Linked DNA regions of Homo sapiens: region 2 is linked to region 1. A link is an interaction called in ENCODE POLR2A ChIA-PET data of the cell type or tissue named here. Cell type or tissue: PC-9. All regions are shown on one strand. Each heading gives the region's core, and the rest is flanking DNA. Links, peaks and the distances in the headings are about the cores only. Region 1 has its middle 47 kb from the start of GALNT7. Region 2 overlaps GALNT7 (polypeptide N-acetylgalactosaminyltransferase 7).

The links. Peaks named below come from ENCODE experiments on the same cell type or tissue, not always from the same donor. Only the 100,000 strongest peaks of a DNase experiment are listed, where the experiment ranks them.
Region 2: POLR2A ChIA-PET joins it to region 1 with 5 read pairs; 2 of 35 experiments call an interaction of 5 or more read pairs at or near these places.

What each region holds. Positions count from the first base shown.
Region 1 is chr4:173,119,991-173,122,812 of GRCh38, reverse strand. No RefSeq gene overlaps it. Among named protein-coding and RNA genes, the nearest start is that of GALNT7, 47 kb to the left of the region's middle. In PC-9, for the core only: no CTCF peak of the experiment used is centred there; a DNase peak (open chromatin) is centred at 1,642.
Region 2 is chr4:173,180,885-173,183,706 of GRCh38, reverse strand. The region is part of intron 1 of GALNT7 (polypeptide N-acetylgalactosaminyltransferase 7); the gene reads right to left. Among named protein-coding and RNA genes, the nearest start is that of GALNT7-DT, 13 kb to the right of the region's middle. In PC-9, for the core only: no CTCF peak of the experiment used is centred there; DNase peaks (open chromatin) are centred at 1,196 and 1,746; H3K27ac peaks cover 2,181 bases.

The DNA of each region.
Region 1 (2,822 bases), core at 272-2,771:
CCTTGTGATCTCTCGTTTTTATTAAAATTTCCTTCAATTTTCCTGTTACGAGCATGCCACTTATTTCCTGCCGAAGCCCTAACTGATGCAGTCCCTTGGGTGTTCCCCCATTCCTGACCTGGTTCCACCTGAGTTCACACCCATGCCTCATCTGGCTCATGGCCAAACTCAAGTTGACTGTGAGCCCGGCATGGTGGCTCACGCCTATAATCCCAGCACTTTGGGAGGCCGAGGCAGGCGGATCACTTGAGGAGAGGAAATTCTTTAATTAGCAGAACTCTGGTTAACACCTGCAGAAAATCTCGTCTTCATTATTGTGCCTAAAATCATCAGGTTCAGATTCTTTTCTACTCTGCCTGGAGGGTCTGGCAGCATGAACAAAAGACCGTAGTAGCTTTAGTGGCCTCCTGGAGAACATTACCAACTGTCACTGAATTACTTTGATTCCGAATTTGGGGAGTTGCTCTCCCACTCATCCTCATTCATAAATGAATTGGGATTCATAGTCTTGCTTCTTTGGATTTATGTTTCCGCTTTATCTTTTCCTCCAAAATTCTAAATATAGGAGTAAATACAGAGTCCTAGGGATGACCTTCAGGGAGGTGCCTAATATAGTTTTTGAAGGGCCAGGAAGTCTTCTTGCAGGAAGTGACAGGGGTTGGCCAAGTCAGGAAAGGATTTTCTAGGTGGAGGGAACAGTGTGTGCAAAGGCACAGAGGCAGGCAAATGCATGAGCAATTTGGAGAAATGCAAGACTGCATGGTTCCCAGGGCTTATCCTGTACAAACATCCTCAGGTATTAAGGATGAGAGATCAGGTGTGTTGTTATTAAGGCCACATTGGTTGTGTATTGCTAGCATGTATTGCAGTTGATTAGTGCCTGGGGTGAGCAACCATCCCAATTTGCCCAGGAGTGTCCCAGTTTTAACACTGAGATTCCCATGTCCCAGAAAAGCCCTTAGTTCCAGACAAACTAAGGCCATTGATCACTGTATATTGTTACAGCAGTTGTTAAATATTTTGGACATCACCCCTGCCTTTAATATATGTGCAATCATATATATAATGTATTACATACACACACACACACATTCTTGAGTCCTTATTTTACAAGGTTATAGCTTTACATACTCTTCTTTTAGTTTTGAGCAGGATTTCTACCTAGATACTGCATTCTCATGTATCATCTAAGATGACCTCCTCTCCCCTTGACAGTGTAAAGTATTTTTCCATACATGTAGTCTCTGAGGCATCTTGAACTTTCCTTTCCTGCTATCAGATGAGCTCCCCTCAAGGATCTTTGAAGAACTCTCTTCAGACTTTTCTGCTTAGAGGAAATTCCTTTTTAGCCTCAAAAGATAGCTGGCTGTATTAAAAGAAGTGCTGCTATGACTGGAATGTTTGAAGATTGCTCCAGAAATTGTGGCTTCGTTTTAGTTTTAATTTTAGTTTCTGAATTACGTATTTAATATAGACCAATTTGCAAGAATAGCAGATATCCCAGCTGATTTCTGTAGCAGGCAGAAGTGTTCTTCCTATCTGCTGTTCTCTGAGCCAAACAGCTGTGCTTTGAATCTGCTCCCCGGGCAGCTGCCTTATGCTGTGACCCTCCCAGCACACTTCCTGCTTGATTGCCACACCTGGAAGCCCAGAATGTCACTGGACTGACTGAAGCAGGCAATGCATACCACAGAGAAGTCTGTCATTGCTCCTTCTTACACATGTCTGAAACTTACAGACATCGTAAATGATTTGCCAAAATTTAAATGTCTACATAGAATTGTGGTAGGCCTGCTTAATGGTAAATGCATATTCTATGTTTGAAAAATGTTTCACTTTGTTGTAGGCCGAAGCATTAATCTGTAACTCTATGAGTTCTGGTAACTTATCTCCAAGCTTGCTAAGTTGTTGTCATTATTATTATTATTATTATTATTATTATTATTATTATTATTATTGTTTTGCTGGAAAATCAGCTTTGGAAACACAGCAGGATGAATAACGGCCCAAGTTCATGTCCCAAGGAATTCATGCTCCACTGTTGTCCCCAGAGTCACATTTCCCATGTCTTAGCCTTTGCCAAATCCATACCAACAAAAAAAAGCTATACAGTTTCCTCTACTTTGGTCTGTTATGTCTGCTAATTATTTACTAGTTAATTCACCAAATATTCATGAAACTCTCCCATGTGGCAGACACTGACAGGAACATCCCCACCCCTGCTGTCCAAATGTTGGTGGCAATTCCAGACCACCTTGGGAGGCTTGTATTTTGGGGAATATACGAGTCAACCCACATTACATATTTCCAAGTTCCATCCCTATTTTTCAGTGTTTTTGAGGAGGAAATCTAAATACAGTACCTCAGATCATGAAAAAATTACTTTCTTTCCATTGGAGTGGTATATTTTTAGAGTTTAAAAGGGATTTGGCAAACCTGTGGTCATACTCTTTCAAGGCTGTCTTTTTCTCTTCATTTACATGGACTTTTACCTATCTGTGGTTATTTGCCTCTCTGCTTTTCCCTATTATTCCTGGAAGGCAGGGCTGGGTCATATTAATTGTAGAATTCCCAACATTTGGTTAGGTGTGCAAAAGATGCTAAAAAGTCGATTGGAAAACAATTGCATGAATCACTTACCCCAGAGAGGTAAGTGATCTGTTTAAAGTCAAAAACTAATTGGTGATTTCTGTGTGTACCCCAGTAACGTGTAATTAGGACCATATAAGCCCAGTAATGAGAAGGCTCAAAGTCAGCCCAACCAAGACTGGGTGAAAGGCATGAGTCAGACAGACACGCAAGTCTGGACAGACAAGCCAAGT
Region 2 (2,822 bases), core at 12-2,511, 61 kb before region 1:
GGGGGGGCGCTTCTGCCCGGCCGCCCCGTCTGGGAGGTGTACCCAACAGCTCATTGAGAACGGGCCATGATGACGATGGCGGTTTTGTCGAATAGAAAAGGGGGAAATGTGGGGAAAAGAAAGAGAGATCAGATTGTTACTGTGTCTGTGTAGAAAGAAGTAGACATAGGAGACTCCATTTTGTTCTGTACTAAGAAAAATTCTTCTGCCTTGGGGAAAAAAAAAAAATTAAGCCCACGTCAACCCAGGAAAATTTGCAGTCCTTTGACAGAAAGGAGCCTTGTGCCAGAAAACCCAATCCCTAATCTTTCTCCCATTCCTGCTCAATCACTGATCTTTACATTTCATCATTCATCCCTCTCAAGACCTGTGGTATTTCAAAGGATATAACAGCCTATTAATGCAGCTTTAAAAAAAAAAAAAAAGTGCAGCGTGTGAGAGGAATAGTGGGAGGGGGTGCACAGAGATGACACAGAGAACACATTTTTTTTAAGTTCCATTATCTCTAATTTTAGAAATGAAATTTTATTTTCTCATTATCACTGGCTCAAGAGTTAAAGGTTCGGTTACCTTTTACCTTTAATTAAAAAGTATCAGGTACACAGAGAAAAAGCAGTGTGTGTGTGTGTGTGTGTGTGTGTGTGTGTGTGTGTGTGTGTGTGTTTATGTGTGTGGATTATGAGTAACCTGCTAGCCTCACCATTCAAAGGTTTGGTTATCTTTAATTTAAAAGTATCAGGTACATAGAGAAAAAGCAGAGTGTGTGTGTGTGTGTGTGTGTATTATGAGTAACCTGCTAGCCTCATCATTCAAAGGTTTGGTTATCTTTAATTTAAAAGAATCAGGTACATAGAGAAAAAGCTGTGTGTGTGTGTGTGTGTGTGTGTGTATTATGAGTAACCTACTAGCCTCATCATTCAGAGGCAACACGCTGTTGTGTCTGTGTGTGTGTGTGTGTGTGTGTGTGTATTAAGAGTAACCTGCTAGCCTCATCATTCGGGGCAACACGCTGTGTGTGTGTGTGTGTGTGTGTGTGTGTGTGTGTATTATGAGTAACCTGCTTGCCTCATCATTCAGAGGCAACACGCTGTGTGCCCACATGGCAAGTTTACTTTTTCTAGCTACCTGCAGTCAATAAAATATACAACTGACATTTTTTATCCTTAAAATAATCATTCTTACTTTTAGCACCCACTGGAACCCAAAAGAAACTGACCAATGAATCACTCAAATTCCAGGCCTCATAATCAGAGAAAGGAATCCACTGTTCCAAGGGAGAAAAAAATAGATTGTAGTTATTTTTAAAAAGAATTAAAGGAATAGTAGGAAAAGTATCTCAATTCACCAGAAAACAAAAATACTGAACAAATGTATATTACTTTTGCTCTTACCTTAAGTTTTCTAATTTTCTATATTTAAAAAAGCATCTATTCCTTAACTGACACTTACAACTTCCTTTTAGTTATTCTTTCTGCATTTATAAATGCAGAATCATAAATCATTACACAAGACATGTTATTTTTAAACATAAGTACCTGTCACTTAAGCTAAAGAAGTAGTTGCAAATAAGAATAAATGTTTCAAGCCATTCATTTATCTTTAGGAAGTGATTTTTGCCAACATATAAGAAAGATTTTAACATTTACTTTTATCTTACTGTTACCAGTTAACAGAGCGGTGGTCAAGGATGATAACTGCTTCTTACAAAACATGATTTTACCACTGTGAAACTATTAGACTCTCTGGCTGTGATTCACTTTCCATTTAGTCATAGTGTATAGGCTGATCAAACAAGAGTGGCTGTACTCTTCTTGCAGTCATAATTAATGGAAAGTAAGACGAAGCCGCATTCATTAAAACCTTCCTCAGATTTTCAAATAGGACACTGGGAAAAATAATATGAGAATGACCATACAGTATATATGTATTTTGACCAATACTTGGATGATACCGGCAGTTCCTTTCTCAGGCTAAGCAAACAGCAGGACCTGGGAAAAGCCATGGTATTTTCAGCTTTATTATGTCTGTAGGTGATTCCACTCTTCAAAATTTTCAAAGTTAACAACTGTGCTTTCACGTACCCTACATTTATTTTAAAATAGAAGTGTTACATGTGCCATGATTTAGAGTCTAAATGTTAGCTATAAGAAGAGGAATAGAGTTATCTTAATTTCATACAGAAAATGTATTTCTTTAAAATACCAAGGTATTTAAAAATCATCCTTTCTTAGTATATTTTTAGAATAGAGAATTTTAGAAAATTATTTACTAAAGTATTTTTTTCTCTACTACCATGATCTCCCTGGACTGTAAGCAAATTTATTTTCACTGATCACTAAAAGGGAAACATTCTCCAGCCTCTTTGACGAACACTGGACTTAGAATTTCCTCTGAGGCCATCACACAGGGAGCAACAGTTAACGAAACTGCAGGCCTGTATATCCCCATTCCAGCAATCTTCTGCTTAAATGTTCAAATATAATTATATATTTTAAGTGATAAAAATTTCCAATCTTGACAGTAATCTTTTAGTTTAAGAACATCTACCACAGTAGAAAAATCTGCATGTGTAAAGTAATAAAATTTCAGTCATTTCTATTCCATTACTCTAAAAAGCACTTTGTAGTCATTTATTCTGTACCATAATTGAGAGCTTATTTGCCAAAAATCTAATGGATTTTTAAAATTCATTTTAAATCATCCTGGCAAGAACTAGCAGATTTTTGAACAGGGGTGTTTAAACACTTCCTTTCAAACGAAGATGTAAAACTCTGCAAACAGACTGTAAAGGCACAGCACACCTTGCTGTATTTGAGATTAAA